Linked DNA regions of Homo sapiens: regions 1, 3, 4, 5, 6 and 7 are each linked to region 2. A link is a loop called in an ENCODE intact Hi-C map of the cell type or tissue named here. Cell type or tissue: IMR-90. All regions are shown on one strand. Region 1 has its middle 48 kb from the start of LINC02160. Region 2 holds the start of NPR3 (natriuretic peptide receptor 3). Region 3 has its middle 83 kb from the start of NPR3. Region 4 has its middle 95 kb from the start of LINC02120. Region 5 holds the start of LOC124900637 (a long non-coding RNA gene). Region 6 has its middle 70 kb from the start of TARS1-DT. Region 7 overlaps TARS1-DT (TARS1 divergent transcript).

Evidence for each region. Peaks named below come from ENCODE experiments on the same cell type or tissue, not always from the same donor. Only the 100,000 strongest peaks of a DNase experiment are listed, where the experiment ranks them.
Region 1: a loop joins it to region 2, with 8 times the contacts of the local background. A loop is called at or near these places in 39 of 110 quality-filtered maps.
Region 3: a loop joins it to region 2, with 3 times the contacts of the local background. A loop is called at or near these places in 9 of 110 quality-filtered maps.
Region 4: it touches region 2 in a loop (4-fold over the local background); 43 of 110 quality-filtered maps call a loop at or near these places.
Region 5: it touches region 2 in a loop (5-fold over the local background); 45 of 110 quality-filtered maps call a loop at or near these places.
Region 6: a loop joins it to region 2, with 2.5 times the contacts of the local background. A loop is called at or near these places in 8 of 110 quality-filtered maps.
Region 7: it touches region 2 in a loop (7-fold over the local background); 50 of 110 quality-filtered maps call a loop at or near these places.

The regions. Positions count from the first base shown.
Region 1 is chr5:33,179,597-33,183,596 of GRCh38, reverse strand. No RefSeq gene overlaps it. Among named protein-coding and RNA genes, the nearest start is that of LINC02160, 48 kb to the left of the region's middle. In IMR-90, a CTCF peak has its summit at 2,496 (motif pointing right); a DNase peak (open chromatin) is centred at 2,506.
Region 2 is chr5:32,707,713-32,711,712 of GRCh38, reverse strand. It overlaps NPR3 (natriuretic peptide receptor 3), which reads right to left and starts at 392. Exons shown (of 8, transcript NM_001204375.2): 1 at 1-392. RefSeq lists an enhancer at 1-31. In IMR-90, a CTCF peak has its summit at 1,797; DNase peaks (open chromatin) are centred at 732, 1,552 and 1,782; H3K4me3 peaks cover 1,972 bases; H3K27ac peaks cover 1,704 bases.
Region 3 is chr5:32,792,339-32,796,338 of GRCh38, reverse strand. No RefSeq gene overlaps it. Among named protein-coding and RNA genes, the nearest start is that of NPR3, 83 kb to the right of the region's middle. In IMR-90, a CTCF peak has its summit at 2,033 (motif pointing right); no DNase peak of the experiment used is centred here.
Region 4 is chr5:32,850,609-32,854,608 of GRCh38, reverse strand. No RefSeq gene overlaps it. Among named protein-coding and RNA genes, the nearest start is that of LINC02120, 95 kb to the left of the region's middle. In IMR-90, a CTCF peak has its summit at 1,802; a DNase peak (open chromatin) is centred at 1,938; H3K27ac peaks cover 533 bases.
Region 5 is chr5:33,297,723-33,301,722 of GRCh38, reverse strand. LOC124900637 (a long non-coding RNA gene) reads left to right here and starts at 3,750. Exons shown (of 2, transcript XR_007058725.1): 1 at 3,750-3,991. RefSeq lists an enhancer at 1,529-2,054. In IMR-90, CTCF peaks have their summits at 1,601 and 3,611 (motif pointing right); a DNase peak (open chromatin) is centred at 1,612; H3K27ac peaks cover 160 bases.
Region 6 is chr5:33,368,703-33,372,702 of GRCh38, reverse strand. No RefSeq gene overlaps it. Among named protein-coding and RNA genes, the nearest start is that of TARS1-DT, 70 kb to the left of the region's middle. In IMR-90, no CTCF peak of the experiment used is centred here; DNase peaks (open chromatin) are centred at 842 and 2,382; H3K27ac peaks cover 2,247 bases.
Region 7 is chr5:33,421,050-33,425,049 of GRCh38, reverse strand. It overlaps TARS1-DT (TARS1 divergent transcript), which reads left to right. Exons shown (of 3, transcript XR_001742630.2): 2 at 904-1,072. Among named protein-coding and RNA genes, the nearest start is that of TARS1-DT, 18 kb to the left of the region's middle. In IMR-90, a CTCF peak has its summit at 1,810 (motif pointing right); a DNase peak (open chromatin) is centred at 1,819.

The sequences.
Region 1 (4,000 bases), 470 kb before region 2:
TAATGAAACAACATGGCAGTAACTTTTGCAAAAGGCAGCATTTTCTAATGAAAATGCTCTTTGGTTAAGGAACACCAGAAACACACTTTTAGTTGAACAAGTTGATGATTTATTATTTGATAAAATGAAAGAGAATAAATCCCATGGAATCGTGGGACATCTCAGTAATAGTGTTGTTATGAGTGAATATTTGTGTCCCCCCAAAATTCATATGTTGAAGCCCTGATCTTGATGTAATTGTATTTAGAGACGGGGCCTTTGGGAGGTAATTAGACTTGGATGAAGTCATGAAGATGTGGCCATCATGATGGGATTAGTGCCGTTATAAGAAGAGATATGGTGGGAGTTTCCTTTTCCTCCCACCCCTGCCATATGTGGACACAACGAGAAGGCAGCAGCCATCTACAAGTCAGGAAGTCACCCCTCACCACAAACAGACCACGGTAGCACCCTGACCTCAGACTTCCAGGCTCCAGAACTGTAAGAAAATAAATTCTACTGTTTAAGTCACCCATTCTATGGCATTTTATATGGCAGCCTGAGCAGACCAATACAAGGGTGCTGGAAAGAACCTATAATAGCATTTGAGCATTGGTGGGGTGACTTTTGGGAGGGTCCAAGAAAGCAGAGATTTGCTCTAGATTGGGTACTCTCAAAAAGTGGGGACAATTCCGTGACTGGGTATCTCAGTGAACAGAGAGGGCAGACAAGAAAGAGGATAAAGCTATTTTTTTGTAAAGGAACAGCAGTCACTCATATTAGCCAGGAGATAGGGAGGTTGGGTATTTCGTGGGGGACATAATGACCTTGATTTTGTCTATGCTAAGATAAAATTATAAACTGACGTTGTTTTGTCTCACTTTATCATGGTCTCAGAGTGACCTTTTCTGATATTGGTGTCATGTGAAATTGTTTATGTCCTACAGGGAAATAACATGGCCTAACTGTGAGTACAAGGCCAGCTTCTTAACAACAGTGAAGCCCAGCCACACATGTCAGACTAGTTCCAGATATTACAGGCTGATTTCCTTTTCACTAGCTAGAAAATTGTTTTCTAGATGTTTTGGAAGAATTATTCCTTCCAGTAGCAAAATATATTTTATTTTAATAAAAGTATTTTTGATTTAGAGTCTTTAATTCATTCAATAAGCAAACATTGAATAGATAAAAGGACCATACATAGACTCTTAAAATTTCAGTTGTGAAATAAAGCTTAAACAGCATCTAATTCAATCTCTCGTTTGATACTGGTATCCTTTCTCTGACATTGCTGCCTAGTAATTGCCTAGTCTGTGTTGGAATGGTTCCAATAAGAGGAAGCACTCACCTTCCTGAGAGAATTCATTCCATAAGTTGAATAATCAAGTTAGACTTTGATTCGTTGTATATTTCATCTATTGGCTTTATTTGTACCCCTGAAGCAACAGAGAGCAAAACTAGTGTTTTCCATAAGAAAGGCATTCTAATCAAGGAAAAAATAATTCACACAAACTAATTCAAAGAAAAAAGTAATTTTTTTTAAAAAAGGCTACAACAGGCAATATCAAAGACAATAAAAAGAAATTCCCATCACACTGAAGCAAGCTAAGCCTCTTCCTCACGTCTTCCAGAGTCATACCATCTCTGATTTCTATTTTTCACTGAGTGTCCTTCCCATTTTTTCCTGCTTGCCAATCAGCATTCTGTTTCCCATTTTACTCGTAGCTTCAGCCAGCTGATTACTTTGGCTTACGGTGGTCCTAGCTCCAATGGAAACTGAAATCCCAAATCTACAGGATATTTTATCTTAAGAGCTTATGAACTTATGAGCTTAAGTGACTCAGTTTTGGATTAGTTCAAATTTAAGGGTAAGGGAAATCTGCTTGGATCAGTTCAGCCTATGATTTTTCTTCCTCTAGGTCAGGTGTTCAGTCTTGTCTAATTGTTCTACTTCTTAAAATGCAGCTTTTGTAGACAAGGGCCAGCACTGTGTTCATTACAGAAACTATTCAAGGTTCAAAGAGTTATTTAGAAATGTACCAGATTAGGGTAGAGGATGTGAAAATATAGAACCATTTAGGAAAATGGTCCCTAAACATACGAAAAATGCTCAACTCACTCATAATATGAATATAAAATAAAACTACTCTGTAATGCCATTTTTCACAGGCCTGTAAAATTGTGGAGTAAAATGTTAGATATGTTAGCCAATATAGCATATCAGAGGCTGTGAGGAAGTAGACCTTTTTACACATTGCTAGTAGGAGTATATATTAGTACAGTTTCTATGGAGATTAATTTGACAATGTGTTCGATTTAGATTTTCATCATTAGGGACGGAATAAATTCATTAAGATGCAGTCATAGAATGAAAACCTATGTAAAAATGATAAACATAGAAATACTTTACTTAGTGATATGGTATTTCCACATAAAAAAAAAAAATCCCACCTTCCTGGGCCCTTCCCCCATCCCCAAAATATCCATTAAAGAAACTAGACTCTGCTACACTGACAGAAGAGGGCACCATTGAACTAAAAATTTTGTAAGCCACCACACATCTACGAAATGGATTAGACAAAAGTGAATAAATCTATACAAATCTGCTATCTACTATAACAAAATCAAAATCAAAATTTTCATCCGATAAAAATTTGTCTTCAGAAAGCATCACGAAGCAGAAGAAAAATGTAATAAAAAGCTCCAAACTTGATTTAGAATTCTTAAGCATTTGTTGATATGAAAACATTAAAGGCAAAGTGGACAAAAAGCTATAGAAATCAAAAGAGATTGACTAAACTCAGGAAAGAAATTAGGAAAAGGAGAAAATTATCATAAATATGAAGACTAAATTAAAGAGTGCCTAAGGGAGGACAGACTGAAATGAAAATTTTATGGTATATTGAAGTAGGAAAACATAAAAGATATTGAAAAGTGACACACAGAAAAGTAAAATGGAACAGAAAAGAAGTGGCTGAAATGGAAGACAGGCAAAGAAGAAGACATATTAATTATAGTCTTTGTGGGTACACTAGCATGTCAGAAATCATCACTAAAGAACTTATCCATGTAACCAAAAACCACCAGTCCCCCAAAAACTATCGAAATAATAATAATAAAAAAAACTATAGTCCCTGAAGCAGAAAAAGAAAACAATAGAACAGGGCTAATATTTAAAACTTTAATTCGAGAACACTTTCCAGAAATAAATGAAGACCTGTATGTGCATATAGTAAGAGCTCAGTGGGTAGCTGGAAAAATCAACCTGGAATGGTGAACTTTGAGGCACATCCTAGTAAAACTATTAGATTTTGAAATCTAAAAAATAATTTTCTTAAGCCCTCCTACCAAAAATATTAAATGATTTACAAGGAGGAAAACATAGACTGGAGTCAGACTTCTCCAAAACAACATACAAAGTAAGACAGCAATAGAGCAACTGTGCAGAGTGGGGAGTGTGGAACTAGGAAGAAATTTTGCATTGGGGATTCTTTATTCAGATCTTAGAACAATAGGTAAAGTCTACTAGGGATGGTTTTTTTTTCTAAATAAAGGGACAACTGGGAAAACTTCAGAAATGGGGTATATGGTAAACATCTACTAGATTTTATCATAGATATGAGATTAAAAGAAATATGGGTACAAAGATATAAGTATAATGTAGAAATATTACATGTTCTGACAATGTAATGATGCAAACAAAAGAGAGAGGATAAAAGAGAGGTAAAGGTAAATAGGAAAGAGAAATAAGCTCTTGGTAGTATATTTTATATGTGAGAATTAAAGGATCATTAAAAACTGATAAATAAGAAGGTAACAGACAACTGAAAAAAATTATTTGCAATATACAGCCAAATAAAGGGCTAGTATCCCTAATGTATAAAGAACTATTAAAATTGAGAAGAAACACCAAAAGCTTGGTAGAAAAGATATGAACAATTTACAAAAAGAGATATAAAATTGACCCTTAAGTATTTGAAAAGTTATTCAGCCTCACTGATAATATAGAAGTGCAAATTGA
Region 2 (4,000 bases):
CCTCTTTCCTCCCCACTCTTCTCTCCAAGGTCCCTGCGCCCCCTTGGGCGCTTTAACAAAATAGAATACCCCCTTCACTAATGCGCCAAAAGATAGAGAGGAAGCGTCCTTCTCTGCAATGTCACTAGTTTTTCTTAAAAAAAAAAGAAAAAGAAAAAGAAAAAGTTCACCGGGTGTAAACCTGTGCGTCTGTAATATACATATATATATACTTGTATATATTCGCCCTCCGTTTATACATATACTATTTTGCTTAGAGGTGGCTTCTTATTTGGGCGTTGCTAAGGTTGCTTTTGAAAGCGTTTTTGTAGAAGAAAAAAAAAGTTAGACTTGTCCAAGTGTTTGTAATTGACGGTGCATCTCCCTCGCATTTGATCTCATTGATTCGCGCCGGTTCCTGGATCCATAGCCCGCGTTTAAATAGCGTGGCAGCGGCTGAGCGTGTTACCACACATGGCGCGCCGAGGCCGGGCTTGTGTTTCCAGCGGGTGGGGTGGGTGGGGGTGGGGAGATGTGGGGGCTGGGCTGGGGGAGTCTCTCATTAACATTCTTACATCAGGGCTCCTCCCTGCACCCCTTCACTACCCATCGCGCCCCTGTCCCTAACCACCACTCCCCGCAGGCCCTCTGCCTTTTCCTTAAAGCTGAAATCGCCCACGTCTGCACCGGCAAGAGCCCCCACCACGCCGCGTGCCTGTGCGATCACCGCCTCTCCCTTTCCACGCTCTCCAGCTCCTGGCTTCAAAAAAGGAAACGTGCTTTAAAGTAGAGAAATGCGCGCGCGCACGCACACATACACACACACACACACACACACATATACACACACACACCGTGCAAAAAAAAAAAAAAACCAGGACTGGGGGAAAGGGATGGTTCTAGAAATTGTGGTTTCGGTGCAAAAATCCTTAGGTGCCGCTTGCTCTCACCTTTCTCGTTCTGGCCACATTCCCTCCTGAAGCACCGACGCGGGGCGAGCACCTGACCTTCCTGGTCCCTCGGCGCAAGGTCAGGGAACAAGGACCAAGGTCCCAGTGCAGATGGCTCCATCGCGGACCTGGTGTGCCCGGCTGGCCCGGGCGTCACCTACACCCCGCCTTCCTCAGCCCCGCGCCAGCCCCCTCCCCCTGGGCCACGCAGGTTTGCGCTGGAATCGCAGCGGTGCCGAGGTCACAGTGTCCCAGCTCACGGACCCTCTGTCAGCGCACTGAGAGCAGGAAAGTGAAACTTGTTGCTCCCAAAGGCGAGGGAATGGTTCAACTTCTGGAGGTGTCACAAAGCTTGGAAAGCATCCCCAAAGCGTCCTCGGGGCTTTGTTTGCTAAACCAGGTACCTAAATAAAGGGACTGTCTTTCCCAAAACGTTCCCGGTAGGTCCCCCGGGTACGACACACGCTCCCCTCCAACCTGAGTGCTCAAAGATCCAACCGCTCCTTCTCTGGAGCGCTCGAGGCACTGTGCTGGGGTTCCGCGACTCCAAGAAAGGTCCTGCCTCGGAGACCCAGTCCTCCCACTGGCCATAGCCACAGCAGCGGTGGAGACCGGAGGGAAGCGGCTCTGGAGAAGTCCGTGACCAGAGGAGCATCGCGGGAGTCCGCCGCGCGGCGGGGCGGGTCAAAATGGAACTGGACCTTCTGTGCCTACTGCAGCCAAGTCATTTGCAATGTGAACGGGCTACACTGGGCGGGAGAATTCTGACAATTAAGTCCCGCACATTTAAATACATTGAAAATGTGTTAAAATGGTCTTTCATTTGACTAGGCGTCCGTGTCCACAAATTTCTTTTAGTCTCAGACCGACGCCCTCTTTCGGCAGAAACTTGCACCCGACTCAACCCGGGTGCCGCAGTCCCAGACGCTGCGTTTTTTACTCCGAGGCCTTTAACGCGCTCTGGTTCTCACTTGCGACGGTGAAAAGGCAAACTGGGGTTTCTGGGGATATGGCAACTTCTGGCGTCAGCGCTCGCCTCCCTTAACAGCACTCTCCTTATCGCTCTTTCTGGAACCGTCAATGTGATTATGGGTAATGTTTCAGCTTCTGGGTCATTTATATTCAGATTATGCACTGTGATCCCGAAATCTTCACTGTTAAGTAGGAGCTTCTAATTCCTGCGAGAATTTCCATTTATTTAATTAGAGCCACTAACCAGGAGCAAAAGAGACATCTGTATAAAATTTAATTCCACAAACAGGGTAATCCACACACACTGGAAATTGAGATTTAGTGCTCCACAGCAATTAAATCTTTCCTGAATTTGCAGAAGGGCAGGCGTTTATGGCAGCACAGATTAAAAAAAAAAAAAAAGAAAAAGAACAACAACAAAACAAGAACTAAATCATGAATTCCAAGGGTCTTAATGGATTTCGAAACTGGTTGCCAGGCACTGTGCTGGGGTTCCGAGACTCCAAGAAAGGTCCTGCCTCGGAGACCCAGTCCTACCACTGGCCACAGTGGTAGGAACCAGTGTTTCCTATTACTCTGCGGTATGCCCTGTGTCTGCGGAACACCAGCCAATGGCGATATGATTCTGCCGCGTGTGGTGTGGGTTTATGCGGAGAGTCTGGGGTTTCAGTGGCACCGGTGTGAACGCCTGTCCCATCCCAGATGCTACCTAGCCTCGCCTGCAGTTCAACAGCAGGGCAGTGCGCTTAAGTAAGGGTGAGTGCCCGTAGCCTCTCCGCAGCTTTTGGACAAGAGCTCTCGACTTGCAGTTTGTCACACTCAAGAGCAGCAACAAGACCAAGCTGCGGAAGGGAAGAGACCCCAAACCAAGCAGCGGAACGAATTAAAAAAAAAAAAAAAGCCAGTGTTATGCTTTTGCTGAAGCTCAAAACACCCCTTAAGAATTCCAGTGAGCAACAATTAGGGTTTTTAAAAAACCTTTTCAAATGAAAAGAGTCACAAGATTATGGGAAGACCCACCAAGTAATGTAAGTGTATGGATTTCAAAGTTACGGGTTTGTTTACTTTCCATCAAGTTAGAATTTTTGCAACCAACTGAAAGTTTGTGTAAATAAGTAGTTCTAAATCTTCAGGCCAGAAGACTTAAGTCACCCAGCCTGACACCCCTTACTCTCTAGATGAATTAAGGCCCAAACAGTATAAGTGATATACTTAAATACCTCTTCATCCCCTGAGAATATTTTTAAATGGGATTGTATTCAAAGTAAACCAAGGACCACCAGTTACATCATGTGAAAGTGTTAGGAACAAAGTTAATTTCTACTCTAAGTAATAACATTCTTTATATCAAATTTTTATATATATATATAGCTAAGTTTGGAGGCTAATACAGCACAATAAACCCAAAAATAACATTTTGTAATAGAATTTTTGCAGCACTTTAATCACAAAAATGAATCAAAAGGAAAAAATAGAAATAACTTATTTATTTGACTCAATTTTTAAATATTATTTCTTTCAATTCTGTAAAACACTGAAATGGGGAAAAATAAGTATTTTTTTAACATTCAAAAGAGTGGTAACCTTTTTACTAGGTGCTTCCTTTCTGGCTTCAGTTGTTGAATGAAACCAAAGGAAAGTTATGGGAAAATGCTGCAAAATGAAAGAAAATTAGCCATTTGAAAGAAAGACAATGTTAGCTCTAAACAGGATATTTCAGAAACTAATAGACTTTTTATGAGGTTTAGAAATGTTTTACTTAATATCCACAAACCATGTTTTGTTGTTTGGGTTGTTTTTTTTTTTTTTTTTTTTAAAGCTACTACAATAAGGTGGCAAGCTACTACAATAAGGTGGCAAGTTTTCTATAAAGTATTCAACGGTTTATTTTCCAGCTCTATGAAATGAAATTACTGTCTATATGTTATTTCTCACTACCAGGAAAGACAGCATTAATATAGGAAAACTAACATGTGATTCTTTGAAGTGTATTAGAAATTCTATCAGAAGTAAGTTTTCTCCACCACCAACTGTAACAGTCTCTGCAACTCTTCTCCCTTGGCATCCTGGCTGCAACCTCTAAACTAAGAACCCACCTA
Region 3 (4,000 bases), 85 kb before region 2:
GTGTTTTTCAGCTCCATCAGGTCATTTATGTTCTTCTCTAAACTGGTTATTCTAGTTAGCAATTCCTCTAACCTTTTTTCAAGGTTCTTAGCTTCCTTGCACTGAGTTAAAACATGCTCCTTTAGCTTGGAGGAGTTTGTTATTACCCACCTTCTGAAGCCTACTTCTGTCAATTCATCAAACTCATTCTCTGTCCAGTTTTGTTCCCTTGCTGGTGAGGAGTTGTAACCCTTTGGAGGAGGAGATGTGTGGTTTTTTTTTAAATTTTCAGCCTTTTGGCACTGGTTTTTCCTCATCTTCATGGATTTATCTATCTTTGGTCTTTGGTGTTGGTGACCTTTGGATGGGGTTTCTGTGTAGATGTCCTTTTTGTTGACGATGATGCAATTCCTTTCTGTTTGTTAGTTTTCCTTCTAACAGGCCCCTCTGCTACAGGTCTGCTGGAGTTTGCTGGAGGTCCACTCCAGACCCTGTTTTCCTGGGTATCACCAGCAGAGGCTGCAGAACAGCAAAGATTGCTGCCTCTTCCTTCCTCTGGAAGCTTCATCCCTGAGGGGCACCCACCAGATGCCTGCCAGAGCTCTCCTGTATGAGGTGTCTGTCAATACCTACTGGGAGGTGTCTCCCAGTCAGGAGGCATGGGCGTCAGGGACCCACTTCAGGAAGCAATCTGTCCCTTAGGAGAGCTTGAGCACTGTGCTGGGAGATCCACTGCTCTCTTCAGAGCCAGCAGGCCGAATGTTTAATTCTGCTGAAGCTACACCAACAGCTGCCCCATCCCCCAGGTGCTTTGTCCCAGGGAGATGGGAGTTTTATCTATAAGCCCCTAACTGGAGCTGCTGCTTTTCTTTCAGAGATGCCCTGCCCAGAGAGGAGGAATCTAGAGAGGCAGTCAGGCTGCAGTGGCTTTGCAGAGCTGCCATGGGCTCCACCCAGTTTGAACTTCCAGGTGGCTTTGTTTACACTGTGAGGGGAAAACCACCCTCAAGCCTCAGTAATGGTGGACACCTCTTCCCCCACCAAGCTCGAGCATCCCAGGTCAACTTTAGACTGCTATGCTGGCAGAGAGAATTTTAAGCCAGTGGATCTTACCTTGCTGGGCTCTGTGGGGGTGGGATCCTCTGAGCTAGATCACTTGGCCCCCTGGCTTCAGCCCCCTTTCCAGGGGAGTGAACAGTTTTGTCTTGCTGGCATTCCAGGTGCCACTGGGGTATTAAAAAAAAAAATCCTGCAGCTAGCTTGGTGTCTGCCCAAATGGCCGCCCAGTTTTGTGCTTGAAACCCAGGGTCTTGATGGCATAGGCACCCGAGGGACTCTCCTGGTCTGTGGGTTGCAAAGACTGTGGGAAAAGCGTAGTATCTGGAGTGGAATGCACCATTCCTCATGGCACAGTCCCTCACAGCTTCCTTTGGCTAGGGGAGGGAGTTCCCAGACCCCTTGCTCTTTCCAGGTGAGGCGACACCCCACCCTGCTTCTGCTCACCCTCTGTGAGCTGCACCCACTGTCCAACAAGTCCCAATGAGATAAACTGGGTACCTCAGTTGGAAATGCAGAAGTCACCCCCCTTCTGTGTTGATCTTGCTGGGAGCTGCAGACCAAAGATCTTCCTATTTGGCCATCTTGCCTGCAACCTAGTTTACACATTTCTAAGATGAATAGGATAACCACAGTCCTAGCTCATAGGGGTGCTGTGAGAGTGCAAAACCTGCACATATCTAAGGTGCCTAAGCCCCACTTTGCCATGTGGAATGTTCTCAATAAATAGCTAGTGTCATCAAATTGAGAATGGCATACATTCTGCTGTCTTCATTTTCCTTCTGAATAAAATGCTGAGAATAGTCATAAAGTAGTATATGGTTAAAATGACAGGTGGCAAATTCTACTGAGAGTCAGCCTCTTGCTGGATGTTTGCCTGAAAGTGTATCTTTGATATCACCAAGAGGTTCCCACTGGGGGAACACCTATCTCTTCATGCACTGCTAGTCCTTCTCAAGCATTCCACAGAACCAGTCTATGCACCACCAGAGGGAGCCTAGCAGGGATCACTGTGCAAGGGATGGAGGGGGTGACACAGCCTAGAGTAAGCCTCCCAGATCTGCTTTATTCCATCCTCATTCTGAACTGAACTGTCAGAGGCCCTTCCAGAAGAGCGGATGTCATCTCTATTCTGGTCTCTGTAGCTGCTAGCACTGGGAGTAGGAGGATCTTGTGGGTACCAGGAACCTCATGTCCTCTAGTCCATAAAGGTCACTTTAATGCAGCATTCTCTGCCAGCCTGTGTGATGCCTGGTCTCTCTTGAGCCATTGGAGTAGCAGTGGAATAAAAACCTCCTTTGTCTACACTAGGAAATCCCCTGCCCACCAACACCCTTAATGAGGTGCTACTCTTGCATTTAGGACAAAATGCCAGCATTATCGGGAAAGACCTGGGGCTGAGGGCACCGAGGTGGGAGGCTCTTCTTTAGGACACACGAGTCCTCTATGTCATGGCAGGAACTGCTCTGACCAATCACAGCAGTGAGGTGATGAACTCCAAAGAGCAGTCCCCAGACCCATCTCAGCCAGGGGAGAAAGCAGGGGGTGGAAGGCAGGTACAGCATGTATGGCCTACTGCTCCAGGATTGGCGCCTACACTCTAAGGAGGGAACCCAGATTTGAGTAAAGCTGCGCAGGCCCTCTGAAAGCTTCAGAGGCAATGTGGCTATCACTGTCCCTTTCTCGGCCCTTATCGGGACCCTTTAGAGAGGGGCGGTGTACAGAAAAGGGACCTCTTGCCTTTCATCTCATCCTCCAAGAGGTCGAGGCAACTTGTCATCAAGCCAAATTGAAAAGAAAGAAATGTGGGCTGCCCGGCTTTCAACAGTAGAAATTCCTTTTGCCTTAAAGGCCTCAAAAATTACCAACTGAGAGGTTTGTCTCCTTATCCAAGGAGACAGGAGAGTATAATAGTAATTCCACTGAATCTTTCACTACCTGCCAGGCAGAATCCTAAGCGTAAAGTTCTCACAGTAGCCCCATGAGGTTGGAATTGGTATTATCCTCATTTTCACACAAGGATCGGAGCCAGGCTATGAAACTCCGGGAGTCTGGCTCCAGAGAGTCGCCATCTATGAAATGGAAATGACAGAAGGGGCAGCATGTGAGAAAATGGCATGACGGATTAATACAAACCACATAGCCCATCATGCCCTGCTCATCTTCCTCCTCCTCTCCACTCCTCAAGAACTTCAGCAGCTAATGATCATCAGGGTTGCACAGGCCTGCAAAGGGAATTTTTTTCTTGACTCTAGTTTGATGCTAATGGATGGTTTATAAAAGTGCTATTTTTTGGCCAGGCGTGGTGGCTCATGCCTATAATCTCAGCACTTTGGGAGGCCAAGACGGGTGTATCACCTGATGTCAGGAGTTTAAGACCAGCCTGACCAACATAGCGAAACCCCATCTCTACTAAAAATACAAAAATTAGCCAGGCGTGGTGGCACACACCTGTAATCCCAGCTACTCAGGGGACTGAGGCAGGAGAATCACTTGAACCCAGGAGGCAGAGTTGCAGTGAGCCGAGATCGCGCCGTTGCACTCCAGTCTGGGCGACAGAGCTAGACTCCATCTAAAAAAAAAAAAAAGTATTTTTTTTTTAAAGACACATGGCCATTGGTATCTCCCACTATAGTAGTTGCTATTTAAGTCAATGCCAGATGCCCCTGATTTAGGATTAGGGCAGAGCTCTAAATCAATGGTGTTTGGAGCTCCCTAGGGCCTCTTCAGTGGGCACAGCCCCAAGAGCCAGTCATGAGGCATCTTTAGCCCATCATGGGATGTTGGGTATGCATGAAATGAAATTCAGAGGGGACTGGGGAGGTAGGAATATGGTGGAAAGATTCAAGGAGGCCATGTTTCCCAAAACGGAGATGGAAAAGTCACAGTGGGAAATCTTGTTTTCCAGAACTTTTCTGTCTCTACCCTTCATTCCTGCCATGCCCCCATGCCCTACCCCACCCCA
Region 4 (4,000 bases), 140 kb before region 2:
CTATATTATGCTACAATGATGTTACCTTATTTGTCCTGCTTTGATTTTTCCTAGAGTTAATCATTATTCTGTCTTTTCATTTGCTTATTTTTGCATCTACTTGTTATTCACCACCAAACTCTTCCCAGTTTGGTACATTTCCTCTGAATACATCTGCAACCTTTTATTTAATTTTTCTTCTTGAAAAAATTCTCCTCCGGGCCTCTGACATACTTCAGTCTGAATCTGTTGAACGTTAGACCTATTGCAAGGCTGTCCCCATAAGATGACTTTTTAGTAAAAAACCAATGACATCCTTGAAATTCCCTGCACTTTTCTCTTGTGCAGGATGCCTATTGCCTGCATCACATTCTTCCTCTTTCTTAGTTACTCCCACATTTTAGTGAAACATGTCTTCTTGTAGCTTTGTACAAAAGGTGCATAGGTAGTAAATTTTTTTAATTCTCCAGTGTCCCAAAAAGTTGAAGGAGCACTGTACAGGGCAGGGCTGCAGTCAAGTGAGAAGCCTTGTTCTTTGGTACTGTATTCACCATCTCTGTGATCTTGGGACAGTCACAAAACTCTCTGAGCCTCAGTTTCTCTTTCTGAAATAGACAATAATCCAAGCTGTGCCTGCTCAGAGCTATGGCTAGGAGAGTGCTTGTAAAGGGGCTTTGTATAAAAAAGGTATGTACAAACAGTGTGTGCTGGAGCCACAAGAGTCAATCGTTGAGCCATTGGTAGCTTGAAACTGGCCATAGTAGAAGTATTTACACTATAGAAATTGACAAATGTGACAGAGAGTTGTTTTGTTTTGTTTTTTTTTGGAGGAGAGCTGGTTTAGGAGCACACTACTTACAAATACAAGTGATTATAACAACTGTTTTCATTGCTGTGCCCTCCTTAGTGATCCATGGCCTAATGTATAGCTCAATTATAGTTCTGATCACATATAACATTATTATACCATAGGTCATGAACTCCTTGAGACATGAGACTTTGTGTTACTCATAGAGATGTATCTCCCCTGCACTATTTTCCCCCGTACCTAACACATTGACTGGCACTTAGTTGATATTCTATTCCAAATTTTTGAGTGAGTGACTAAAATTTTTGATTGATTGTTTTTATGAGTTGGGAACAACCAGAGAGAAGATGAGAAGTGAGGGAAGGGGTTAGGAAAGGTGCATGACACCTGGAACAGCTTTTGAGAGGAGTGCCCTATTAGGTGTATTAGAAAGAGCCGTCCTTAATGGGAAGTTTTCTATGAGCCAGATACTATTCTTAGGTGCTGTGCAGAAATTATCTAATTCCATAACAACTTATGAGGTAGGTATTATTATCCCCATTTCACAGATGAGAAAAATATGATGTCTGGTGTTAAGTAATGTTCTCTCCATCACTAAGGCTGAGGTTCAAATCTGATGAATGTCTGTGTGCTTAATCATATCTCTACACTGGAGGTCGAAAATGATCTATGGGCACATGGGTAAAAATAGTCATAATGATCTAGTAAAACAGATCCATTTAAAGTAAAAGGGAGGAGTAAGGATTGTAGCAAATGCAAACTGAAGAGCCCAGACCCAACTAAAAGGGATAGCTTTGTGACCTGAGGAAATGTGGTCTGTTGAGGCTAGAACTTGGAGTTGTTTTTCAAGAGAACCTGGAAATGTGGAATTTTATCTCCTGAATTACAAATGTTGGTACCTATAATTAAAAATAAAAAAGACTCGAGATGAAACATCTGTAAGTGGTCTATCAGTTTGCAAACTTTGATATACTGCCTATCCCCAAAATACTCTTCGAGCAACTAGGGGGCAGCATAAGGGTGTAGAGTGTCACTGGAGGTGGAAATGGATGAAACGAAAGGCAAGTTAGTCCAGCTCACAGTTTCTCCCAGAGAGCAGATACAGAGAGCACAAAGGTCCTGCTATCACGTTACAGAGCAGAGGCCAGCAGAGACGGGAGGAGGATGAGGTAAGGCTCCGCGGCTGGTGCACATTCCGTCTTCTCCAGGCATCCCTGGGGAGGGCACATTCCTCATGGTCAAGAGGCTAAGCTGTTGATTTAAAAGATTCTTAGAATATTCTCTTCAATACCCCCAGAGGGTTCTTCTTGCCTTGGAAACAATATATCTAGGCCATGCCTTGGACTGTGGGACCTCCCTAAAAGGGAGTGGGAAAATGGTCATGACTCTATCCTCCTAGGTAGAGTGTCCTGGGGTCTGACAAGTCCCTTCAGGTCCCTTGTCCATTGATTTCTTCTTCCCTTCCCAGGGAGTAGTGCTGGTCACACTGCTGAGTCACAAGCGAATTCCCTGTTCTTTCCCATAAATTTTAGCCTCTGCAGAAAGTTGGAAGATTGAATCCTGTCATCTAGTGGATCTGCAGTTCTTTTTCAATGAAGTTTTAAAATAGTTGCAAAGTTATTTACAATTACCTCTTGAAAATATAAGGGCTAAACTATAAGCCCATTCTTCATGGAATGCAGCTGAATCCCTGAGATTAATTAAGGAATTTAGATGAAGGACCGACGAGACATGATCTGACGATGAGGACTCAAAGAGGAGGTTTCCACAAGCTCAGGTATAAAATAACAGGTGACTGATTCAGAGATGTGACTACAAGGTGTAAAAGGAAAGTTTAGGCCTGCATGTGATCAACTGTCTCAATGAGGAACCCATGACTGAAGCCTGTTCAGACAGGCTGCTGGCATGTGTACTTTGAAAAATCTCTGCTATTCCTGATAGCCTTTCCGCAAAAGCCTAATTGAGAACCTCTGTAGTAAAAGAGAAGAGAGATGAAAAAGCTATGCTGGGAGAGCGGGGCTGTGAATTAGTCAAACTGGGCACAAAGCTTTTAGGGAAGATGTTAAAAGGTCTTCGCTGTGACTTGGCTACAACAGCCCCTGGGGAGATGATAAATAGATACAGAGCTTTATAGAGCAATGCTCCTGTTGTTCCTCGACAGCACAAAGGTCTTCAGAGATGGTGCCCTGGGGCTGTAACCCTAATTTCTTTTTAACATTCACAACTCAATAGTGCTTACAGATAAAGACCCAGAGATACAATGGTACTTTATCAATTAAAAAAAAAAAAAAGAATTGAGGCTCTGCTAAATTCTGCCACAGAACAGAGCACAGAATAATACATTCCATTATGCTTTAATTCCCTCCACTGCAAGAATTTAATACAGGAATAGCCCACCCATGCCCATGCTTCTCCTCCCCTATTATGATAGCTTTACTCCACGCTCTCTCCCATCTCACCTTCCTGCTTCAGTGCGTTGCAGACAGCAACCTGCCAATCCCTGTCCCTCTTACTGCGGCCTCACCCTCACCCTCCTGCCGCACTGGCCCACAGCAGCAGTAGCACAGGCTCTTACTTATGCACTCCCCTACTCTCAGCCTCAGCTACATTCTCTCATGTAATCTTCATGCCCATTTGATGAGGCAAAGGCTGTCCTTATTTTTTAGATGAGGAAATTAAGATAGAAGGTAAAGGGTAATTTTTTCAAGCTTCCAGAGCCATATGCAAACCCAGATTCAGCTGGACTTCAAAAACATCCTGACAAATACCAAAAATCCCTGACTTGACCACGATGCAATCAATGCATGTAACAAAAATGCACATGTACCCCAGAAAATGCACATGTACTCCATAAATTTGTACAAATTAGATAAAACAGACTGAAGTATAGTGATTAAATACCTTAAAATAGGCAAAACAAACAAAACCATCTCATCAGCTTTCACTGAATGATCCACACACCCAATCTTCTCCCCTTTTTCATGCTTCTCTAGTTCCCCATCAAGTGCCCTCTCTGTCTAACACAAGGTCACTCTTTCTCTAACTTTCTTGGCTTCCTCTTGCTGTTACCCAATAAATATTCCTCTTCTCCTTTTTGCTATTTATTCTCCTAGACTAGGATTTATGAGAATAGAGCCCAATTCTATTTCAACACCATTTGTGTGACCTTGGGCGACAAAATAATTCTATAACACTCTGAGAAGAAGATGCAGT
Region 5 (4,000 bases), 590 kb before region 2:
GTTGCCCAGGCAGGTTGCAAACTCCTAGGCTCAAGCAATCTTCCCGCGTTGGCCTCCCAAAGTGTTGGGATTACAAGGGCAAGCCACCGTGCCTGGCCATATTTGGCTATTAAACCATATGAGTTAAGGCTATACATATCAACATGGAAGGATATCCAGAAAGATAAACGGAATAAAAAGCAAATTTTGGAGTAAAATGCTTAGTCTAATTTCACGGAAAACAAACAAACAAACAAACAACCTCTATAGGCTGGGCGCAGTGGCTCATGCCTGTAATCCCAGGGCTTTGGGAGGCCAAGGTGGGTGGATCACTTGATGTCAGGAGTTTGAGACCAGCCTGGCCAACATGGTGAAACCTCATCTCTACAAAAATATAAAAATTAGCTGGGGATGGTGGCGTGGACCTATAGTTCCAGCTACTCTGGAGGCGGAGGCAGGAGAATGACTTGAACCCAGGAGGCAGAGGTTGCAGTGAGCTGAGACCATGCCACTGTATTCCAGCCTGGGAAACAGACCCAAGATTCCATCTCAAAAAAAAAAAAAAAAAAAAAGAAGAAGAAGAAAGAAAACAGTATAAATATGTATACTTTACATATATTTACACAAACATAAAACATAAAAAATATAAAGAATCTATACACCAAATTATTAATGGTGATTTTGTCAAGAAAATGGGATTGAGTAGGGAAGCTAGAAACTGTTTTTTTCTTTAAACTCTTCTATATTCATTAAACTATTACAAAAAAGTCACAAAAAAATTACTTTTGTAACTAAAAAAATATCCTGGGTTTCAAGCAAAGTGGTGGTGATATGCGTGTATGAATGCAGGTATATATTTATTGGGGAACTTTCTTAGAAGTGCTGCTCTGTTCAAGGAGAGTGGTTTCTTTGTGGGCGCAAGGTTGGGGAGAGGGCCTCAGGGGCTAGTGACATTGAATCCGTTTTCTTCCATTTCTGACAATGCCTTTGTTGGGGAACAGCAATACAAGTGTGACTAGAAGAAAAAGAGAAAGATTATGTTTCTGCTTTAGTGTAGTCAGTCCTCCTACGTGTTAGCAGGGAGGAAATCTTCAATACTGGTATGACAGGGCCAAGCTTTGTGGTGGTTTTGGAACCTGGTTATAGGGATTTCCAAGTGGAAAACAAAACTGTCTAGTTACTAATTTTGGAAGTTTTCAGATACCTTTGACTCCTTTTTAGGGGATCTTCTTAGAAATAGGTTTTCAGAGGGTGACTAGTAAATCATTTTCCTTCACGTGGAAGAAGGGGAGAATACTTCTGTAATGTAGTGATTTATTTGCTGTGTGGAGAGGCGATGTGAAAGCAGAACTTGCTTTGAAGATTAGGGACCTGTCTTTCATTAGTGGTGAGGAAGTGGAAAGAGGAATCAAAAGAACCAGGCTCTGATCCTGGTTCTACTACTGACTAGCTGACTAGCTGACTGACCTCTCTGAGCCTCTGTTTACTTTTCTACAAGGAGATATTACACAGAAAGAAAGATTATGCCTTTCATTGCCTATAGAAAACGATCAGAATATGTGCTTTCCTACAGGAGTTTATAAAAATAGGTTACGTCTCACCGTTACAGCAGCTAGATGGCACCACCACCTCTAACATTTCTTTTTTAATGCTTCAACTGTAATTGCAGCTGGTACAGAATGTGCTTTCTTTCCTTCCATGATAGCATCTGTCAAAAGCTATGACTTTTAGATGAAAAGGAATTTAGCTATGTTGCTTCGAGACATCATGGATCTCTCCAAAGGAGATTCAGCATAGATAAACCTGAAGTCTTTGAGAAAACTAAAAGCCAGTAATTGTAGAAGATAATCACTGTATTGTAATTGTCCCTTGGGTATTAGTTGCCCTAATTTCATCAGAGTTCTCTCTTTGTTCCCCAGAAGACATGCTGACAGGCTTAGCCTGAGGGAGTGAAATTATGTGAGCTGGGCAGTGTTGCGGTTAGGGAGACTCTGTCCTTACCACATCTCTAGCTACAAGGAAAGAGACCTCCTATGCTTTGTTGACTGTAGAATCATAGATTTTTAGCAATCCTACTTCTGCATTTTACAACTAGGTACATGAGACCCAGAGAGTTGAAGTGATTTGCTAAAAAAATAGTATATACTAGTCTCAATACTCTTATTTCTTGTTTTTCCACTTGACTGCTTCTGCCTGTTTTTTGTGTATGTGTGTGTTTTTAACTTAAATAGACTGCCTTGGGGGTTACAGCTAAATGGGAATTTGAGGGATCGCTTAATATTAAAAAAAATCCCATAAGCAGGGTGGAATTTTAAACTATTTTTATCTCCCTTATCACCAATGCGCTTCAAAGAAAGGATGATTTGGGCAACTGGGGAATCATGTGATCAAACCCTCTGCGATGAAAGTTTTCTATTTCTTATAAACACGTTTAAGTAATATTTTGCGTGTCTTACAATATTGTACCGAAAAATTATGTGAGAATTGAGAGTAAAAATTAAGAGTAAAAATTTGGAGTTTTCTAAAATAATCCTTTAGGAACAGCTCAATATTTAATTATTTCTCTGCCAAAGAAGTTAGTTTTCATTTTTCAAAATTTACTTCTTATTTGTAATTTTTTTTTTTCAGTTTGCAAGATGCTGAAGAACATGCTTAATTAGCCCTTTCCCTCTTTAGTTTTACCTTTATCAATTTAAACATAAAAGTTGTGCATTCAGCTTCATCCATGCTCTGGTGTGCATGAGCAACAATTATGGAAGGAGTGATATGCTAGCATGTTGTTCATTTTCTTGTTTTTTCTTTCTTCAAATATTGGGTTACTGAATTGTGAATTCCAGGGAGTTGCTAGGATTTTAGAAACCTGCTTGAAAGACTATTGGCATTTTACTGGGTAGCATAGTCATATTTTTTCCTTTACATTCATCAAGTCTATTCCTTTCACTAAAAAATAATCATTAGTTTATATTTTTTCTTTTATGGTTTTATTTACAAACTTTTTAAGTCCATATGTACTGTGTTGCAACTAGAAATCACTTTACCCAGAACTCTGAGATGAGCATGGTGAACAGGTTTATTAGGAAATTATGCTGATAGTAATTTGATATTTTGGGGGTAGTGTTTCCTAGTCTGTCTGAAAATTATAAGATGGAGAAAATAAACTGAAGGAATGTTGCATGATAATAGTTATATTTATAGTGTATGTTGACAATGAAAACACATAGTGACAAAAAGCAACTATGAATTCAGTAACACTGTACCTGACTTGGTATTTTATTAGTCACAAAACACACATATATATATATTTTTTAAATAGGAATACTTTTGTGAGCAAACTATATTATTCATTTAGTTAACAGATAGTACTAGATGCATCTAAGAATTTAGTTGCAGTTTCTCTGGAGCTTTTGGTATCAAACCGCTGTTCACCCAGCGCAGGAAGACCAGATATCCACACTGAGGTTTGCAGCAGGAGAAAGGAAAGTGTTTATTTGCAGAGTGCCAAGCAAGGAGAATCAGGCAGTTCATGCTTAAGACTCAAACTCCCAGAGGGCTTACTGTAAGATTCTCCCCGGGCCTGAAAGCTTAAGATGAATAACTCCTCCCTTTTCAGGCCCAGTCCCAAGGCGCAACTTGCGCCAGCAGGGTGCGCCAGCAGGGTGCGCCAGCAGGGTGCGCCAGCAGGGTGCGCCAGCAGGGTGCGCCAGCAGGGTGCGCCAGCAGGGTGCGCCAGCAGGGTGCGCGATAGCAGAAGCAGGAAGAGAGCCGGGGGAAGACACCTACCCTGGCCGGAAGACACGAAGATCCAGAAAAAGGCCATCCGGGTACAACGTAGCAGTTACATCGGACTGTGACACTTACTGTTTACAGGAGACTATAAAACTTTGCCCAGTCGTCACTTGGGGCCCGCCTGCACCCAGGCCGTCATTAAAACAGCATGTTGCTCCACACCGCCTCGTGTTGTCTGTTGGTGTGCTCTCAGGGTGGAAACGATACAAGAACGTTACACTTACAGGTAAGGGTT
Region 6 (4,000 bases), 660 kb before region 2:
CTATGTTTATTCACTCTGGCCTTCCAATTCAATCTTCACATTGCAACTAGAAGATAAAGACAGATTTTTAGGCCAGGCGTGGTGGCTCACGCCTGTAATCATAAAACTTTGGGAGGCCGAGGAGGGTGTATTACCTGAGGTCAAGAGTTCTAGACCAACCTGGCCAACACGGCAAAACCCCGTTTCTACTAAAAATACAAAATTAGTCAGGCATGGTGGCGGGTGCCTGTAATCTCAGCTACTTGGGAGGCTGAGGCAGGAGAATTGCTTGAACCTGGGAGGCAGAGGTTGCAGTGAGCCAAGATTGTGCCTCTTCACTCCAGCCTGGGCAAAAGAGCGGAAGTCCATCTAAAAAAAAAAAGACAGATTTTTAATATGGTCTACAAAGCCTCTTCAGCTTCATTTTTCCTCAAGTGCCCTCCTGCTTTCTCTGTTCCTGTGTACTGGCTTTTATCAACCATTCGTTTCTGCCTGGAATGATCTTTCTTTCCTTCTATGCCCAATAAACAACTGTTTGTCCTTTTGATATCTGTTCAAGTTTTTCTTTTTCATACCAGCCTTTTCTGATCTCCCTGACTAGATTGACTCCCATCATAAGCTCTCAATGGGCCATGTGCATTTCCTTCAAAGCGCATGGCACAATTGTAGTTTTTCATTAGTGTGTATGATTACCCATTTATATCTATCTACCCTACTATATTATGTGCTCTAGGAGAGCAGTGGCCACATCTGCTCCCCAGTATGTGGCACACAATAGTTGCTCAATACATATTTGTGGAATTAATGTGTAAATGTATACAGAAAAGACATTTTACATTTCATCAGTGATTTAAAACAGATTTCAGAGCTCAGGTTGTAGCAATCTGAGTCCCTGCGGGAAATAAGTGAGATCATCAAATGGAACAATTTCCACTTTGAACAAGGAAAGTTCAACCTAGGGACTATTTACATAGTTGTAACTTGGTTATAAGGGAAAGTAACAAGGAATGGTGAAGCACCCTGGGGTTTGCAACAGTGAGTTAGAAGTTGGTACCCCTAAAACTGAATGGGCAACTGAAGGGAGAAGTTTGGCCTTAAAGAGAATAGCCATGGTTCTAGAAGACAACCACAGGATAGGTGCTGTGGCCATTGTAGAGGATCCCAGCCAAGCCAATGAAGCTCTGCAGTGTCTAGTCATGTCAGAATTATAAAATCAAGAAAAAACATTGTCATCATCATCACTCTCTTCCCTTCCTTGACCTCCATCCAGTGCCTCCCATTGGCTAAACCCAAGTGAAATCCAGAGGGAAGAGAACTGAATGATGTTCATAAAGGCCTGGACTTTCAGGGGACAGAGCTGGGTGAAAAATGGAGAAAATGGATCCAGCAGGACAAGTAAAAAATCCCAACCATTGGTCATTGGGACAATTCCCTTTTTTTTTTTTTTTTTGAAATGGAGTCTAGCTCTGTCACCCAGGCTGGAGTGCAGTGGCGCCATCTCGGCTCACTGCAACCTCCACCTCCTGGGTTCAAATAATTCTCCTTCCTCAGCCTCCTAAGTAGCTGGGATTATAGGTGCCTGCCACCACGCCCAGCTAATTTTTGTATTTTTAGTAGAGACGGGATTTCACTGTGTTGGCCAGGCTGGTCTCAAACTCCTGACTTGGTGATCCACCAGCCTCGGCCTCCCAAAGTGCTGGGATTACAAGCATGAACCACCACACTCGGCCGACAATTCCTAATTTTTAAAGAATGGCTAAGATAAATAATGCAAAAAGGTAGCTTGGAAAGTTTTAATTTAATGTAATAGGAAGCAGTTACTAAAGTTTGAGAGTTACATAGGTAATGGTAGCTACAAAAAGTTTTCTTATAATGGAAATGTCATGATTAATGAAATGGATTAATGAAAAGTCCATGGGATTTTAAGTTAGACGTGAGATAGAATCTTAGCTCTGCCATGTCCTAGTTTGTTAGCCTTGGCTTTCTTATTTGTAAGGTGAGGATTATAGTGCCTCTCTCATAGGGTAATTGTAAGAATCCATTGTCTGGCACATAGTAGGTGCCAGACATGAGAATTGTGAGAAAGGCATGTAGTTACTGTCTGCTGTGGCCTAGCACTATAATAAGATCTCCTCCTGGGAGCTTTTGATGTAGTTAGGCAAGCAAAGCCACCACGGATGGAGCAATTAGAGACTAACAGAACAGGAAATAATCAAAGACTCAATGGTATATTAAGATCCACAGGAAAGATGCAGGTCACAAGCTCTGACAGATCTGTAGTGAAACTGGACCACTCCTCACCTTTGACCCTTCCCCACTCCATCTGCCACTCCCCACACCCTGGATCTTTAAGGAACCTTCCAGTCCTAAAAGCTAGTGCATTGTAGATAATGAGGGTAGTGTACGTCAATGAACTCTACTGAGTCACTCAGCTACGTGCAGTTAAACCACAGGCTATCCAAGCCAATAAAAACAGGAGCAGTTTAGAACTCCTTAGTGGGTAGTTCTACCTTAAGACTATAGTGACATTACACAGCCCAGCTCTGATGCATTGTGTGAAAGTGACAGGATCCCCCCCGCACCCCCCACCCCCTTGCCCACTTAATAAAACTGCTCTTTGCTTACTTGGTGCCGAATGGCTCATGTGTTTACATGAAGGACAGATTAAAGACCACATTGTACTTTTCCTTGCCATTGTGTAAAGGGCATTATTTTCCATGTTGATAAGATCTGGAGGGAAGAATAAAGCACAATGGACTTTTATTTTAATCACTAAACACTCACCCTATCCCACAGAAAGCCCAAAGTTTTTTATGCTTCTCCTGGTTTCAAGGCATCTGCCATTAGGAAAAGTAGAGTCAAGTGGCTCAGATTTTATCCAAGGGAGACTTAACAGTGTCCCTTCCTCATTGGGAAGGGGTTGAGAGAAGTGATAAAGAAGCAGAATTTGATGACCCAGAGGAAAAGCTGAAGTGACAGTATTTATGCCTGGAGTTTACTGCATGCCGTTGCTATGGGACCTGATTAAAGAGTCAGAACAATATGGTTCTTGCTCTCAATAGCTTGAGACATTTTGGCAGAGAGGAGCAGATGCCACCTGCATTAAGTAAGTCAGAGCATATTAGCAATGGACTTGGATAACTCCCACTTCACCCACATAGCCTTCTGTCCTGTGATGCTCTCTATCTCCTCCATATTTTCTTCAAACAAGGCTAGCAATTCTTCTGTTGCCTCCTCTCTTTTTTCAGTAATATTTGTGCTTTATGTTGTCTCAGTTTACTCTTGTATTTGAAGTCATGTTGGACGAGAAATCAAGAGACCTACTTCTAGCATTAGCTTTGCCATGTATCAGTGAACATGCCCTCTTAGAACTTTCAATTTTCTCAACTCTTAAGAAATATCTATGTGCTGTAGTTAACAGTGTTGAGAAACCAGAGAAATATATGTATGTAGAAGTAGCTTTTTTTAAATTTGAGGTAATATTTACAAACGATTGAATGCATAGATCTTAAGTGTACAATTTGATGAATTTTAGAGAATGTACATAGGAATACCTCATTTTATTGTGCATTGAAGATACTGTGTTTTTTACAAATTGAGGGTTTGTGACAACCCTGCATCAAGGAAGTCTGTGGTGCCACTTTTCCAATAGCATGTGCTCACTTCATGTCTCTGTATCACATTTTGGTAATTCTTGCAATATTTTAAACTTTTTAATGATTATTATGTCTGTCATGGCGATCCATAATCAGTGATCATTGATATTATTATTGTAATTGTTTTGGGGTGCCACAAACCATGCCCCTATAAAATAGCAAACTTAATAAATGTGTGGGTTCTGACTGCCCCACTGACTGACTGTTTCCTTTCTCTCTCCCTCTCCTCAGGCCTCCCTATTCCTTGAGAGACAGCAATGTTGAAATTAGGCCAATTAATAACCCTACAATGGCCTCTAAGTGTTCACATGAAAGGAAGAATTGCATGTCTCTAACTTTAAATAAAAAACTAGAAATTACTAAGC
Region 7 (4,000 bases), 710 kb before region 2:
AGGGAGAGGGTCAGAAAAGTACCCATCAGGTACTATGCTTATTACTCAGGTGACAACATTACCTGTGTGCTAAACCTCCAAAACACACAGTTTGCCTATATAATAAACCTGCACATGTACCCCTAAACCTAAAATTAAAGATAAAAAAAGGATTGAAAAAAGATTCGCAATACATTTTCAATAGCTGAATCAGATGCTGCAATATAAGCATTAAGAGAAGGAGGAAGAGATAATTGGTATCTCATATCTAGGATATGATTTCCTATTTTCAAGCTGAGTTGATAAAACTGCCTTGTTTTGCATGGAAACAGTTGGGAACTGAAAGGCTTGTCCTCAAAAAATTGCTTTTTTGAGTCATATATTTTAATTATTATTATTTTTTTGGAGACAAGAGTCTTGCTCTGTAACCCAGGCTGGAGTGCAGTGGTATGATCTCAGCTCACTGCAACCTCCACCTCCCAGGTAAGCACTTCTCCTTCCTCAGCCTTCCAAGTAGCTGGGATTACAGGCACGTGACACCATGCCTGGCTAATTTTTTTTTTTTTTTTTCTAAGTAGAGATGGAGTTTCACCATATTGGTCAGGCTGGTCTCGAACTCCTGACGTCAAGTATCCACCTATCTTGGCCTCCCAAAGTGCTGGGATTACAGGCATGAGCCACTGCACTCAGCCTTTGAGTGATATATTTTAATATTATCAGCACTTGATTTCAAGAGACAGAAACCCGCTCAAGCAAGTTTAAACAAACAAAAAATGGCATGGCCAGATTCAGAGGCTTTAATGATGAATCCAGTCTCTATCTCTGCTTCCCTTCACGTGCTAACTTCAGTTTTACGAAAGCTATTTCCATGTGCCAGGAGAAAAGGGCCACTAATTTTTCTATTTTATCTTTACATCTTTGTAGCTCAAGATCCCAGAGGAAGAGGAGCCATCTTTCCCAGTGGCTTTACCGGAAAAGTCCCTGAGCCAGTCACTGTGCCCACTGGAAGACAAATGGAGACTTGCCAAGCTTTGGTCATGAACTCACTGGGACTGCAGGAGACTGGGTCAGCCCCACCAAAATAATGCAGAAGGTAAATACTTGGTTTTTCAAAGGAAAGGTGGGAAAACCCAGCCCAATAAATGTGTTTTCCTTTTGGTCACACAAATCATATACAATATGTGCTCATTTTATAAAATTACACACTCCCCACTACATTTTAAAAAGGATATATTGACAATGTACTATTCTTGCTTTATAGAGATGATAGATAGGTGATAGATAATAGATTAGATAGATGATAGAGATAGATTAGATAGATGATAGCTAGCTAGCTAGCTAGATAGATAGATTAGGGCATCAGTGATAGGGTCAGTATAGGCCTGGGTGCTGGAGCTACAAAGATGAGTGAGGCCTGGGGTTTCTAACCTCATGAAACTTATAGAAAAACTTAAATAAGTAAACAAACATTACAAAACAGTGTAATTATCACTAACAGGTTTGATATTAGAAAATAATTTTGTACAAAGGAATACAATTTTTTAAAGTATTATTTCTTTCCTTCTTTGGCTTTTGAGGGTACAAATGTAATGACAAACATGCTGGATTGGGAGTCAGTAGGCTTTGGGCAACCTCTACCTCTGTGACCTTAAGCATGGACAAAAATTACCACTTTGGTTCTCCGTTTTCACTAGTGGAAAATGAGAAGGTTGAAGTATATGATCCCCTAGATTCCTCTAAGTTAAAAATTCTAAATATTTGCATGCATGAGACTATAGTAATCAATGGTGACTTCGTTGGAATTCTTGATAGGTCAGGATGTATATAAACTGAAAAGCCACTAGATGTCACGCTTGTCACAGATTTTTGCTATTCTAATTTTTTTTTTTGTAAATATCAAGATCTGGGAGTTGAGCAGGACCTTAAAAACTGTATTTGTTCAATCATATCTGTTAATTAAAAAAAAAGACTATTTGGACTGGATAGATCAAATTACTTAGCTAAATTCACACTGCTAGCTAGCATTAATACCAGACCTCCTGATTTCTATTCCAGTGGAGCCATCTCTCTTTAAAATGAATGATGTTTGAAATGATGTTTTTACATCAGCTGTCAACTTTGGTAATGATAATTTTTTCTTTTTCTTCTTGAACTATCACTCAAAGTAATTTGGGGAACCAATTGTTAAAAAATTCTATGATTCAATATAATATCAATAACAATAGATAAAAAGTAGTTATTACTCATAGATTACTAGACTGCCTTAAAACCCTATTTGAAGATAATTTACAGGATGATGTAAGAAATTGGGTAGATGTGAATAAAAGTGGAAATTAAAGTTCACACACACCTAGCTTATCTGAATTTCGGACTTTGGGAATTTCAGGTTTTCTTTTCTTAAAATGGCTCTGGATAGAAAATAAGTTTTTTAAAACAGCTTTCTTTGAGAAGTGAAATAACTTTTAGGTTTCTGAACCAAACTAATTAACATTAATTTTTATGTAATCCTTTGAACTTTGTCTAACATGCAGTTCTTAATAATTGTGGTTCTCTTATTTATGATTCCCAATACTTAGTTGTGCGAGAGGATTTGAGAGAGAAACAGGGCTGTAAGAGGCAGAATTGCAGCAGATAGCCTGATAAGAGGAGAGGGGAGGATTGCTAGACTCAAAGAAACAAATCTATCTTACATCATTACAAAATAACAGATGTTTCTGATTACAACCTTGTGTCTTCGAGAACAGGTTAAATTATATTGACAGTGCTTTGTGACATACAAGCCTTTTGAGAAGGATTTTCTACAAAATGTTCAAAATGAAGTCTTGGTGTCCAAAAGCAGTTAAATATTGCTTATATAGGGAAGTCATTTATGTAATTCTTATAACTGTGAAGTTACAATAAATCCTTTTTCCAGAGTGAGTGTAAGGTTGGATTATGTATATAAATAGTGAGCCTGTTAATACTGGCTCTGTTGCCTCAGTAAACTGAGAAGAATAATACTACTGCACAGAGGTGCTGTTGGATATTTGAAGGAGTTGTGGAAAATGGAAAGTTCTATATAGTTGTAAGCTATCAAGATGATGATAGTTAGAAAACGTGAATGGACACATTCTCCCAAGAAGAGCTCTCCCTGTGGAGATGAGCTACGGAAACTGGAAGAGCTCAACATTAAAGAGCTAGAACATATGGGAAGCCCAGAGGTTAACTTCTCTGTGGATGATGAAGTAGCTGGACTAATCTACTTTCCAAAAGTTAAGAAGTGATCACAGAGATTCTTCCAGAGATGAGAAAATGGGACCACTCTCTGAATCAATACTGAGATGTGATGTGTCATGAATGCAGGTAAAACCATGGCTATCCAAATAGGATGGAGCTTTGCGACCGTAAGAGACCAGCTCTTGCATTCGTTCTCCCCATCTTTGTTCTGCTTTCCCTGCTCACTTCCAAAATGAAGGAAAGCCAGGACCTGTGTAATATCTTTCTTGAGCTATTTTCAGTTGTATTTTTTATCTATTCCTGGGTTGGAAAATTGAGGCCTTCGGCTGTTTTTCCTGTTTTCTGTGGTCAGGCTTCAGTATTTTTCTACCTCTTTTTAAATCCTCTTGATGAACTTATACTTAAAAAACAAAAGTTGCATGTTGCAGGAATATTCCAGTTGGTTTCAGAGAGGGAGCAAGACAAGTTGGATATCACGTGCCCATATCTCTCATGTATGTGCTAACTGGATTTCTACATTCCCTCAAATTACTTCATGTTTTGCAAAATTGTTGTGTTAGAATCAGCAAACAATTAGAAAATGTACTTTATTTCAGTGTGGCAATTTTATATTCTCTTCTCTATTACTGAAACAAATTATTTCCCACATATTTTGATAACATTATAGTGGTGCTAGTCACATTGTTGTAAGGTGGCGTCAGCGTTCCCATGATAAACTTTGTCAAGCTCTTGTAACTTGGCTACAAAACTCTACCTCGAGTTTGAGACTTGCTTTAATCCCAGAGCCATCTAGGAAAGAAAATAA